2 separate regions of the Mus musculus genome follow, and region 2 is linked to region 1. The links are chromatin contacts, found by Hi-C or POLR2A ChIA-PET in ENCODE. All regions are on one chromosome and are shown on one strand. Each heading gives the region's core, a stretch centred on a gene start or an enhancer-like site at or near the end of the contact. The rest is flanking DNA. Distances are from core to core; before and after follow the strand shown. Region 1 holds the start of Cpt1a (carnitine palmitoyltransferase 1a, liver). Region 2 holds the start of Tesmin (testis expressed metallothionein like).

Evidence for each region. A loop is a pair of places that touch in the nucleus more often than their neighbours do. ChIA-PET counts read pairs that join two places held with the same protein, here RNA polymerase II (POLR2A).
Region 2: a loop to region 1 is called in a map of v-Abl transformed pro-B cells, with 3 times the contacts of the local background. The contact joins the promoter of Tesmin here to the promoter of Cpt1a in region 1. A Hi-C loop is called at or near these places in 3 of 37 maps with a recorded cell type or tissue (T-helper 2 cell, adrenal gland and v-Abl transformed pro-B cells). POLR2A ChIA-PET finds 5 or more read pairs at or near these places in 3 of 5 experiments (Patski and embryonic stem cell).

What each region holds. Positions count from the first base shown.
Region 1 is chr19:3,320,220-3,326,833 of GRCm38, forward strand. It overlaps Cpt1a (carnitine palmitoyltransferase 1a, liver), which reads left to right and starts at 3,082. Exons shown (of 19, transcript NM_013495.2): 1 at 3,082-3,155.
Region 2 is chr19:3,386,496-3,393,109 of GRCm38, forward strand. Tesmin (testis expressed metallothionein like) reads left to right here and starts at 2,362. Exons shown (of 9, transcript NM_001039657.2): 1 at 2,362-2,838; 2 at 5,608-5,766. The coding sequence starts at 2,455.

The sequences.
Region 1 (6,614 bases), core at 1,832-4,331:
TATCCTTGCGACAATGCCACTGTCCTCATGAAACCTGGTGACGTTGGCTGAGCAAATACTACCTCCGATATTGACTCAAAACGTGTACAGGGGCTCAAAGTTCAAGTTCAGTGGGGCCTGAGGCTTGGAGGAGGAGGGGAAAACACTGCCTCCTGTGATTACAACATTCTTTAGTATGAAGTAGAGTTCCCTCAAAACTAGGTCTCATAGCCAAGTCCCCAAACGTCTTAAGCACTTTGGATAGATATCTATTGAGTCCTGCCAACCGGAAAGGAGGCTAGAGAGAATGACCATGGAGCAGCCATCCTCTTGGCAAAACAGTGGGGGCTGTGAAAATTCCCTGTCACATATATTAGGTGGGATAGTTAGGGTTGGGATGTTGTTTGGCCTTCTACACATAAGACCTTGGCTTCCAGCTCTAGTACTGAAAAAAAAACCAAACCAAAACAAAACAAAACAAACAAACAAACAAACAAAAAAACGAGGGCTGTGGTAGCTCCGTGGCAGAGCACCTGACTAGCATGCATGCAACCCTACGATTAATCAGCTTATCTTATTCTTTCCATTGTCCTCAAACTTGATATGTGGCCAAGGACAATTTGAACTTCTTGCTGGGATCACAAGTGTGCATCATTATACCCTCTTTATGTGGTGTGGGGGATGGGATCTAGGACTTCATGCCTGCTAGACAAGCGCTGTAATACTGAGCCACATCCCCAGTTGTGGTTTGTTTTTTAGATTAAAAATAATGTGTATGGGAATGTATGAACATATAAATGCAGGTGCCCATGATGGCCAGAAGGGGGAGCAAGATCCCCAGGAGCTGGAGTTATAGGTGTTTGTGAACATTGAGACTTGGATGCCGGGAACCAAACTGTGGTCTTGGGCAAGAGTAGTATTCGTACTTAGTTACTGAGCAATTTCCTCCAACTCTGTTTTTGTTTTGTTTTGTTTTGTTTTGTTTTGGTTTGGTTTGGTTTGGTTTGGTTTGGTTTGGTTTGGTTTGGTTTGGTTTTTGAGACAGGCTCACGCTGTAACCCAGGCTGGTCTCCAACTCATATATGATCCTCCTGCCTCAGTCTCCCAAGTAATGAAATTACAGATGTGAGCCACCACACAGGGCAAACGTATCCATCGTGAGCAGCTGGCACAGTCTATGGGATTGAAACTGAGAAAGAATGTGAAAAATAAACAGGCGAGCTTGAGAAAGGTTATTCTAGCCTTGGTGCCAGTTCCTGGTATATTTTCAGCGCTCAGGGAGTTTAGGTTAATGCCCCAAGCTTCCCCATCCCCACCCCGAGGGGCGAGGGGGAGGTTAAGCTCTTTATTAATAGCCACTCCGGGAGCTACAGTCCTTGGGAAAAGGGCTATGGTGAGGGTAGAGGAAGGAAAATGAGGTCCCCACAGGATAAAACCAGGTGCAGGCGGCTCTGGCTCATTATGGTGCCTCCCCAAGGCACGAGGTGTCTGAGAGTTCCTTCTGATGTTGTCTCCGCCCCTGCTCCTGTCCCTCCTGGCCGGCAGGGAGGGCCTGCTGTCAAGGCCGCTGAGCCTCCTGGACAGACAGGGCACAGGGCCAATCCAGAGGGACGCAAAGCAGGACGCCAAGAAAAGAGGAAGTGTCCTTGGGGAGGGGACCGGTTAGGACTGGGGTTCTAGGGAGAGAAGGAAGGGCATTTAAGGTGAGTCCAACAGTCCAGGACTTAAAAGGAGCCTTAAGTAGGGGGCAGCAAGAGGTGACACTAGAGCCATCGAGGCCGATGAGGCCCGGGGGACAGCAGAAAGTGTTTCCAGATAGCACCTCTGCAGTGCCAGCCACATGTCACACTGGTCTCTGCTTCCACGCTCAGGAACAGGTGCTCAGATAAGGATGCTTAAGAAGATGGAAGGCGTTTGGGTGTGTCAGAACAATGAAGGCAAGTGAAAGACCCCGATTCTCTATGAGTCCCTTCACATAAACTAAAAATCTCAAAGTTACACCCAACAATCGCCTGTCCTTTTAAATAATAGAGGTGTAGGGGGAGATGAGATACAGCAACAGTTAACTACAGTTGGGGGCGGGATCAAGGGGAACTTTCATTTTCTCTATGGAACCCTTCCACGGCAAGGCAGAGAAAGATGGAGGCAAACAGGGCTCTTCCATGACCAGGCGTGCTTGACCTCAGAGCTGCGACTCTTCCTTCTTCAGCGCATTTATGGAGAGCTTGCTACACGCAGGGCCTGGAGCTGCAGCCTGGGAGGGCGCCCCATCTGGCGGGTAGAGTGCTTTGCCATGTCTGGCCCGACTTCTCTACACCCTGTTCACAACTCACCCTGCAACCTTCGTTCCCCGTGTGCTGCCAGCGATCCCCCTCCAGAAGCCACTCTGTCCGAGGTTCCAATCACTCCCCTATTGACACCTATTCGTTCTCAGCGTTCAAAGAGTACTTCGATTCCGTTGCTTTTGGGCGCAGAGACTTGAATCCAGGACCTTACACAGGCAAGGAATGCACGGCATTGTGAGCTACCCACACACCCTAATTGTTCCGCAGATGAGGGTTCCCCCGCCCCCTGACGATTTTATCCCAGGGAGACTATGAGTGTGTTGGCCTCTGGCGCCAACCTGCCCCCGGATGTCAAACATCTGTTCTCAAACTTGGAACCTGAGCTTACTTCTTCATTCTCTGATGTTAGACAAGCCGTTCTTCCCAACACCACCCCAAGCGTCCCACTCCCCTTTTTTAAAAAAAAAAATAATCAACCAAACAACCAAACAAACCAAAAGTCTGGAGCAAAATCAGCATAACTCCCGCAGGGTTGCAGAGAAGTTTACGGGCGGATTAGTGTAAACCGCGAGTGTAAGCCAAGTATGGTGCAAAGAGCTGTTTTGGACATGGCTTTAATGAGTTGGTCCCTTTTGTATATGAAGAAACTGAGGCTCTCAGGGTAAGGAATGTTGTCCTAGGTCTGCCGTTGGCAAGCTCGGGACTTAGCCTCAGTTTCCTTACTGACCTCCTCCCCGCAGCCCCGCCCCGTCCAGGCCCCGCCCCGTCCTGCCCGCGCTGCAGCCCAGCTGGGCTCAGCCAATCACCCGCGGCGCGCGTCGGTGAGCCTGGCCTCGCCCGCCCCGGCCCGGACTCCGCTCGCTCATTCCGCCGCCGCCGTCTGCAGACTCGGTAAGACACCGCGAGGGCAGCGCTGCGGCACCGCCCTGGGCTGGGCGCGCGGGTGTCATTCTTAAGAGTGTGGAGGGAGACCCAGACTGTGCCCGTAGGGTACGCGTGAGCCGCGCATTGGAGAAGCAGAGGGCACTCCCTCCCCCGCGCAGTGACGGATCTGGGGGATCCCGGGACGGGAGGAAAGATGCTTGGTCCCCAGACTGGGCAAAATGCCTCCACTCGGGACGCGTGGGACCTCGGCTCGTGGTGTCCCGCCCCACGGTGGATTCACTCACCGCGTGGGTTTGGGGTCTTCATTGCTCTGTGAAAGATGCTTATGATTAGGCGTGACTCCTTGGTCCCTGACCAGTAGGAGTGTCAACTCCCTTTCTGACCCCTGCTCACTCCCCACTCCGCGGGTGGCTTGGGGCCAGTGTGGACGCCGAGCGTTCTCCAGGCTCTTTCCACCCGCTACTCTGCAGGTGGATTGGTTCTCGGGGTCCGTGAGGGTCGGGCTCGGCAGTAGGAAGGATGCTCGCACAGGGGACTTGGCAGGTGGCCGGTGCCCTCTCTTCGTGCGGGTCCCTGCAGTATAGCCTTCGGGACACACCCTTGGCGCAGAGACTTAAGTGTTTTGCACCCCTCACCGCGGTTTTGCCCGGGGTTCAAGGGCAGGTGGGTGTCAGAGACTGCCCAAGGTCGCGCCGGGACCAGAGCCCGGGAGGGTGGGGGCGTCACGTGACCTGGCCTGAGCGAACTTGGCCTGGGACAGCCGGACAGCACGGTCTGGGCAACCAGGCTGTGCGGTAACAGCGGGTACCCTTCGTTTTTCTTCATCTTATTGTGAATCGGGTCTGGTTTTCGTTGATGTCACAGAACACAGATGAACGCTCAAGTTTTTAAGGAGTTAAAAAGTTCCTAGTGTGAACCAGGCTACATACAATCAAGCTCAGTACTCTCAGCTCTGGGCCGACTCTCGTTCCGTGCATTTAAATAGTTGTCCAAAAACAGATTTTAGTCGGAAACTGCTAACTTTGGAAGTTCGCAAATAAAATGAAAGTGAGTTTAGAAGCCTTTCGGAACGCGTATTTAGTTACAGCATTTTGTTGCACAGGCGTCTGGTTTCTGGTCATTCCTGATATTCAAGCGTGTTTATCACTGTCAAAACCACAAGCCAAATGACTAAAACACAGCTTTGGCCTTTTATTTGTGCCAGCAAGCATACATCACCACCACCCCCTTCCTAGTCGGTCGACTCAGGACTCAGTGAGGACCTAAAGCAGAGGACTGTGGTGTGGGGAGGACAGTGCTTGCTCCGGGGCAGTGCAGAGTAGTAGGTAGGTCTGGGCAGCGTCCGCATTCAGAGTCCTGGGCTAGACTGGTTTTGCTGCAGCACCCGGAGCTCTTTTGTCATGTAAATTATTGCTTTTCTTAACTAAAGCCTCGCTAGACTTAACCTTACACTTGAATTTTCTCTTTTATCTATTTATTTACTTTTAAAAAATGAGATAGGATCTCATGTAACACAGGCTGCCCTCCAGCCTGCTCTGTACCCAAGGTTGGTTTTGAACCCCCGATCTCCTTCCTGCACCCACCCATAAGTGCGGTGATTATAGGCGAGCACCACCACGCCCGGCTTTGAACTCCTTAACCGTCTTTGGAATCAAGCTCCGGTTAGGTTTTGTATCAAAAGTGGCCGAAGCGGCTTCCTGCACAAGACAAAACCTTTCGAGTTTGAGCTAGAAAGCCACCTGACTGCAGATGAGGGGTGGAACGCCTCCCTTCCGCCGCCGCTGCGCTTGGCCCTGACCCAGTGGTCACGAAACCGGCAGGCCTGATTCTCTCGGGAGTTTGGGGCGCTGGCCGGGGTTTAGCCAACCCTGATTCCTCTTGCCCATTTTGCCCATTCATAAAAGCGCTGCAATTTTTACTTTATTTTCCCCTTGGGTTTCGCAGCGAAACCCTTCGAGGCACGGTGCCGGCTGGCTGTTTTGTTGTATGCGACAGCTGTCCTCGGACAAAGCGGATCGGTGACTCCGGGATGGCAGCGGCGACGCGTCGCTCCGGAAGGCCTGCGTGGGCTCGGCCGGTGGAACAGGATCCGAGCGCCCCGGACGCGCCAGCACGGGGGCGGGGCACCCGTAACCTTTCCCCTACTTTTCTCAGCCGTCACGTGACCCGGCTGGGTAGGGGAAGGGGCGGGGCGGGAAGCCGCTGTTGTTAGTGCCCTTCCCTTCCCCAGCGCCTTGAACTTGCAGTCTGGATCTGCAGGCGGCTAGAGCCACGCGACTTTCCTGTACTTTGACCGTTTGAAGGTTTTTTTTTTTTTTTGGTTAGAAAATATGTTTAGTCACTCTTCAGTCACTCTTCATAGATATTTACCGGTAGGCCCGAGTCTTAAAGCTGGTGGAAGTCTGCATTTGAACTAGTTTAGAATAAAATGGTAGTCCAAGGTGGATAATTTTAAAGTGTGTTTAGCAGACTGGACAGTCCCCTGAAGGAGGGAGAGTCGCTCGAATCTGGGAGTTAAGGGACAGCCTGGGAATAGGCAAAGATCCATCCTCAGCTCGGGAAAGAAGAAAAAGGGAGGTGGGGTTTTAAGCCGGTGGCGGTGGCGCGCCTAGTAGGCTTAAAAAGGATTACTGCACACTTGAATTAATGCCAATTTAAGCTCTTAGTGCAAGAATTTTTGTTGTTTGGAAAATAAGCCTGCTGCCAAGCCTGACTACCCTAACTCGAAGGGTGAAAATGATCCCGACTTCTGCACACCGTGCTATAGTGTGCACTCAACCGCCACCATAAATAAATAAGATACATGGTTTTGTTTTAAGTAAAAAGCAATACAAGCATATTGTGCAAAATTAGAAAGGCAAAAATGGGGTGCGATGCAGTCACCTACTTACTCAGTAGTTACTGCAAAGGCCACCACTGTGAGCAGTTCATTCAGGACTGTGATGGTGTGTACCTGTACCATCTAGCTCTTCGGAGGTGGACAGAGGAGAGCCGGACTTAAGGCCAGCTACCACCATCCGTGAGTTGGAGTCCTGTGTGGGATACACAAGAACTTGTCTCTAAACCAAACCTAGACTGCAAAGTTTGTTTATTTTTTTAATCTCTTACCTAACACAAGGAGTGAGTTCTCCTTGTTGATTTCAAATATCTGTTGCCTTTTGTACTCTTCACCTTGAACCCCGTGCAAATATTGAGGCGGACATTGGGTCCCCACAGGCCCTGGGCTAAGGCCAGCTTTGCTCTGTTGAGGTAACGTGGCAGCCTGGTTCTGAGAAGTGCCCACCCTTTGCCCTTTTTGTGCGAGTTGTTCTGACCTTCAGGAATGTTTTTCGGAAGTTAATAGCAGCAGGCACACTGCCCGTTTCGCGCCCCGACACCTGGGTAACTGCCACTTTAGAAGGTTGGGAAATAGGATGGCTACTGACCTTGCCTCTGAGGAGTGTTGCACACCGACCATTTAGGTAG
Region 2 (6,614 bases), core at 1,112-3,611, 66 kb after region 1:
AGAGAGTTCCAGACTAACCTGATCTATATAGTGAAACCCTGTCTCATAGAATGAAACAACATGAAACTGGACATAGCAATTAAGAACACTTGTTGCTCTTCCAGAGGACCTGGGGTCAATGCCCAGCACTCATGGTAACTTGCAACCACCTGTAACTCCAGTTCAGAGCATCTGACACCCTCTTCTGACCTCCAACACAGGCATGCACATGGTGCACATACAGACAGACAAAACATCCATTCACATAAAATTTTTTTTTTTTTTTGGTTTTTCGAGACAGGGTTTCTCTGTATAGTCCTGGCTGTCCTGGAACTCACTCTGTAGACCAAGCTGGCCTCTAATTCAGAAATCTGCCTGCTTCTGCCTCCCGAGTGCTGGGATTAAAGGGGTGCGCCACCACCACCTGGCAAAAATAAATCTTTAAAAAATGTAAAAATAAACAAGAGCCCCAAGAGCCAGATGTAGGAAGTGGAAGCTGGCACAAGGAAGTGCCCAGCTGGGCATGGGTTAGAACTGTGACCAACAAGAATAACAAGACAGAGGCAGCTTTAGCCAACCTACTGGGACAGCAGCAGTCATGGAGGTGCCAGGCTTCATTCTGACCAGCTTGGTGACATACCAGTGTCTGTGTTTATCTGGTGGATAGGTGTCTGAGACTCCTTACCATTCTTTCTTGGCAATTTTTGATTGAATGCACTAGGATTCTCAGGCTAGCCCTTAATGCAGTGTGCTTATTACAGCTGTGGAACATGTGTGCACAGACCCAGGAGAGCATAGGGAGATACGAGCCATTGTGACAGTCTGGTGCACGACAAGATGTCAGCCTCACCTTCCATTTAAACAGTTGGTGAGAGACTTTCATAGTATGTAACTGAGTCGGGGCTCGCCTCATTTTAACTGGAAGAAGCCGCCAGAGCACTGTATAGAATCCTTCTCAACGATATGGGAATGCAAGGTGCAAAGGAATTCTTGCTGCCGACTGTGGGATGTGGATTAGCTTACAGAGTGCTTGCCTGGCATGCAAGAAGCCCTGGGTTTAATTCCCATACTAAATAAGCTGATGATAGTGGTGCATACCTATTATCCTAGCACTCAGTAGGCAGAGGCAGGAAAATGAGAAGTTCAAGATTGCCTTTGATTACATAGTAAATTCAAGGAAGTCTGGGCCACATGAGACCTTACCTTTAAAAGATATAAGTAAAACATGAGTTGGAAGCCAACCTGGACTAAATAGTGATCACCAGGTCAACTAGAGTCACGCAACAAGACCCTGTCTCAAACAGACTAACAAGAAACTAAAATGGCTGATGAGGTAGCTTAGTGGGTAAAGGTGTGTGCTGCCAAGTCTGACAACCTGAGTTTGATCCCAGAAGCCGCACAGGGAAGGAGAGACAACTCTCGACTCTGGAACGTTTTCCTTTCCTTCAGATTAATGCCATGGTGTGTCCACAAATGTATATGCAAATACGCATTAAGTGTAAATAAACAAAACCCTGAAAGCAAAACCTGATGGCACAGGATTTTAATTGCAACTACTGAGACTGAGACAAGGTAACACGTTCAAGGGCAGAGTTCCCAGCATGTAGGAGGCCCTAGATTCAATCTCCAGTACTGCCTGAGCAATAATAGATAAATGTACTGGAAGTGACTCACAGGTTAATAGCACTTTTTTTCGCTGAGGACCCAAACTCACTTCCCAGCACCTATTAACTCAGTTTCGTAATGCCCCCCCCCCCCCCAGGTTGGACCGTTAGGGAAGGGGGCGGGGCCATCTCTGCCTGGACAGGGCGGGCCTTAACAGGGGTGGGTGGGGCCTCCCACCTAGCACTGCTTCAAATTTCCTGGAGTATTAGTCATGTTTTTAACCCCAATTTTTGGGAGGCAGAGGCAGGTGGAGCTCTGTGAGTTCCAGGCCAGCTTGGTCTACGTAAAGAGTTCTAAGCCAGCCAAGTCTACCTACTAAGATTCTGACTTAAAAACAAAAACAGATGAAAAGGAGGGGTGAAAATGATGTAAATACAGTACTCACCAATGAAATTTTCAAAGTTTAAAAAAAGAGAGAAAGAACCACCACCTGGGAGCCTCAGTTTCCCCCACTAGGTGCAGGAGAGGTTGGCTGATACCCAGTCCCTCCAGCCTCCATCCAAGCATACCGAAAGGCTGCCTTGTGGGCCAACCACAGCCCAGGTCCCATCCATCATGCTCAGGCCCCGCCCACCAAGAGCCAAAGCCCAACCTCCATGGCAAGGCCCCGCCCACCATAGACACCCACCTACCACAACCCAGGCTCCTGTCATCTTGGCAGAGGCCCCACCCACCGCAGCCCAGGCTCCGCCCCGTTCAGTCAGAGACGGGCCCCGCCCCTTTCCCTAACGGTCAACGGTCGTCCAGCCTCTCAGAAGCAAGGCGAGCTGGACGGCCGCGTCGTGTCGCTGTTCTCGGGTCCCAGTGGCCATGGAGGACGCGCTGCTCGGCGCCATGACTGGCCCCGAAGACGAGCTGGGCGCCGAGCTGTTCGGGTCAGAGCGTGTGTTCGCGGACGGGCTGGCGCTGAGCCCCGCAGGCGGTGCGGCCGATCGGGATGAGTTGCCGGTTCTGGCCGACGCCTACCTGGGCGCCACCGAGCCAGGGGAGCCGCTGCTGCGTGCGCTCAGCCCCCCGCCGGGCGCTGAGGTACCGGCCGCCCTGCTCGGCGACTTCCCGGGGCTGCCCGAGCTCCGCAGCCCAGACGACGCCGCTCCGCCTCCCGCCTACAGCGTGCACGTGTTATCGTCGTTACTTCCCGGTGCTCGCGGGCCCGCGCTGTTGCCGCTAAGCGCAGGAGTGCGCGTGATCCCAGTAAGCGCCAGCAGGGGCCACCGTCGCGCCGCCTCTCCGCGTGCCTATCCTGTGGGCTGGCCCCGGGCAGCAGGCTCAGGCACCACAAGGGATACAAGGGAGGTGGCACCTCCCTGCCCAGCCTTTTCCCCTGCAGATGACTGTGCCACACTAGAAGAGCTTATAACTGTTGCCATCACAGTGTGTGTTCCTGGCCTGTTGGACTTGTGTCTCCACCCACCTCCGCCCCAGCAGGGCTAGGGATAGAACCCAGGGCCTTTTGCGTGTTCTGCAGATAGTTTTCAGCCTGGTAGTTTGGGATTGGCTGGGAGATTTTTTTTTCTTCACACCAAAGACTTCCATTATTGAGGATTTTTTCAGTTGATGATCTCCCCCTCTGTAAGATAAGGGACAGTTCTTTAAACCTATGTAGAGTTTTGATGAATTCTGCTTCTCAACCATATTGCTAAGCTATATAGCAATTCCTTGAAATTGCTATATAACTTAGGAGAACCTCTGATTCTCCTGCCTCTACATCCTGAGTGCTAGGTGTACAGGTGAGCCCCACCACACCCGGCTGATACAATGCTGGGACCACACCCTGCCTTATGCTAGTCCACTAACCCAACTAACCCACATCCCCAACACCTCACTGTTGCCAATAGAAAGGAATCAACCTTTTAAAGGAAACCAGGCACAGGTCAGCCCCCAAAGAACCCTGCTTGGGAAACTGGGCTCCTCATCCAGTCAAGTGTGTCAGGTCTAGAGTAAGCCTTCATAGAATTTTTGTTGTTTTAAATCTCTGTGGAGATGACAGGAGCCTGGCTTTGTACACCAATAAGTCACAGCTAGTAGAGCTCAGAACCCAGAAATCCTGTTCCCTGCTCAATTTACAGAGAAGGTGGGACTCTAGCCTTCCCACAGGAACCTTCTAACTCAGCCTCATTCCCAGGCAGAGGCCTCCTCCTGGTTTCCAGTGCTTCCAAATGCCAGCAGTTTGATTTACCTTAAACAGGAGCTGGCTCAGCACCTTCTGCCTCCTAGCTCTCCTCTCCCCTCTATGAGAAGAACAGGAAAGGGAATAAGCCAGTGTGGAAGAGAGGTTTAATTATTGGGTGACAAAACTTTGTGTGTGTGTGTGTGTGTGTGTGTGTGTGTGTGTGTGTGTGAGGGGGATGGTTTCGAGACAGGGTTTCTCTGAAGCACTGGCTGTCCTGGAACTCACTCTGTAGACCAGGCCGCCCTCGAACTCAGAAATCCGCCTGCCTCTGCCTCCCAAGTGCTGGGATTAAAGGTGTGCGCCACCACACCCGGCATGACAAAACTTTAAAACACTTTTTAAAGGTTTTTTTAATGTGTGAATTTGTTTACATGCCTTGTAAGCATGCAGTACTCAAGGAGGCCAGAAGAGGGTGGCAGATCCCCCAAAACAAATCACCCACCAGTTGTGAGCCACCATGTGGGTGCTGGGAACTGAACCCAGGTCCTTTTGTAGACCTTTTTGTTTTTGTGAGGCAGTCTCATGTAGCCTAGGCTGGTCCTGAACTCTGTACCTGCACATGATCTTCATGCCTGCTCCTCCTTTCCCACAAAAGGGTTAGGATCCCAGGCTCAGGCCAGCACTCCTGGCTCTTTCTGAAGGAACCCTCCTCACACATTTTCATGCAGTTAGGTTCAGTCTAGAAAAGTACTACTGCTGTAGTATAAATAGCTCTGATATTTGCTGCTGCTGCTGAAGTCAGCAATTGTGTGTTTGTGGGTAGGGGGAAATCATTTTGGTGAGACTCCAATGAACTACTGCCAGGTTCCCAAGGCAGCAAGCAAGAAAAAGTGTAAGTTTCCTGCATTTCTGTAAAATCTGAATTCTGCATAAGGCTGCTCCTCAAAACCTAACTGTACTTTCTTGTCTTCTAAGGTTTGGATCACACAAGTCTGATGTAAATTTTGTAACCACTGGGACCTTTCCACTTTTAAATCCCATTGCTTCTTAGTAAATGCAATTTTGTCTCATTTATCTATTTTATAATTGGATTTATTTATCTGTGTGTGGGTGCATGTTCCACAGTGCACATGGAGAGGTCAGAGGACAACCTACAACAGTTGACTCTCTCTACCATGTGTGTTCTTGAGTTCAAACTTGGCTCGTCAGGCTTGGTAGCAAGTGCCCTTACCTACTGAGCTATCTTGCTGGTCCTCTTTCTTTCTTTCTTTCTTCCTTTCTTTCTTTCTTTCTTTCTTTCTTTCTTTCTTTCTTTCTCTTTCTTTCTTTCTTCCCTTCCCTTCCTTCCTTCCTTCCTTCCTTCCTTCCTTCCTTCCTTCCTCTCTCTCTTTTTTTCTTTCTTTCTTTCTTTCTAAAAGATTTATTATATGTAAGTATACTGTAGCTGTCTTCAGATGCTCCAGAAGAGGGTGTCAGATCTCATTACAGATGGTTGTGAGCCACCATGTGGTTGCTGGGACTTGAACTCAGGACCTTCAGAAGAGCAGCCAGTGCTCTTAACCGCTGAGCCACCTCTCCAGCCCTATTTATTTCTTTTTGATGCAGGCTCTCAGTATGTTCCCAACTCTTGTCCTCTTCACATTCTGGACCTGATGGCGTCCTCAGAGTTCTCCATCCTGAGGCTGCTCAGATGACTAGATTGCTTTATTTCTCAAAGGAGAAAATGGTTCCTGACTGAGGGCCAGGGCAATCCTTGCTCCGCTGCTGACCCCAGACTTAGACGTCAGTCTTCCACGTGCTATCACTTCACTCCATGTCTGTATCCTCTAATGTGACCACTGCTTTTCCAGGTTGAAATCAAAGAAGCAGGTGGTAGTGTGCCAGGCGGCAGCCCTGAAGACGCAGCTTTCCAGGCCCCTCTGGCTCAGGAATCCTGTTGCAAGTTCCCATCATCCCAGGAGGCAGAGGAGGCCTCCAGCTGCCCTCGGAAGAAAGACTCCAGCCCCATGGTAACTATGTTAAAAAAAAAAAAAAAAAAAAGGCATCACTCAGCCAGTCCAAGATCCCCGCCTGCCCCTGCTGTTCACCATAAATAATGCTGTCTGCTATCTGTGTAGAGTGTTAGGAACTGAGGTGGGGACAGTCCACCCTAGAGTTTGGACTGATGGTTTCTCCAAGGCTGTGTTTCTATAGCTTCAGGGCATAGGCCCAACCTTCTGCCAGCTTTCAGGTTGCAAAGGTGTAATGGCCACCTCTAGGGACTGTTCTTGTGTGATGTCTTTTCCTTATCTCAACCCCTCAGGCAGTCTAGTCTGTTTTGGATTACAGCTGCCTCAGGGCTGTCTCAGCCCTAGGTGTGGTGTGGTGTGTGCTTCTGGAAGTGCTCTGCAGACAATCATTAGCACTTCAGCCCAGCTTGGGCTCCACAAGCAGCACAGCCGCAGAGCCTTCAGCCACTCCAGATAAGGCTGCCCCAGAAACTCTTGAAATAATGTCCTTGTGAAATCTGTCTTTTGGGTGCAAACACTACTACCCATCTGTGTCTGAGACTTATTTGGACTCACAGGTTTTGATGGCAGAGCTTCCCAGGACCTTTGAGAAGCCATAGGAAAAGGACTGTGACTCCTTCCACACTGTAGGGTGACACCTCCCATCTCTTCCTTGGCTGTGGAGCCCAAAGCCTGGGCATCACTTTAGGCTGTTCCCATTTTAGTGTATGCCTCACGTGGCTACATGGTCCTCTGAATATAGCTGTGCAGGCCACCGGTCTCTTCCAGTGATCGTTTGCCCTGGAACCTACTTTTCTTCTTCCAGCAGGTTCATGGTGCTATTCAGATGACTTCTGTCCTTTTGTCTA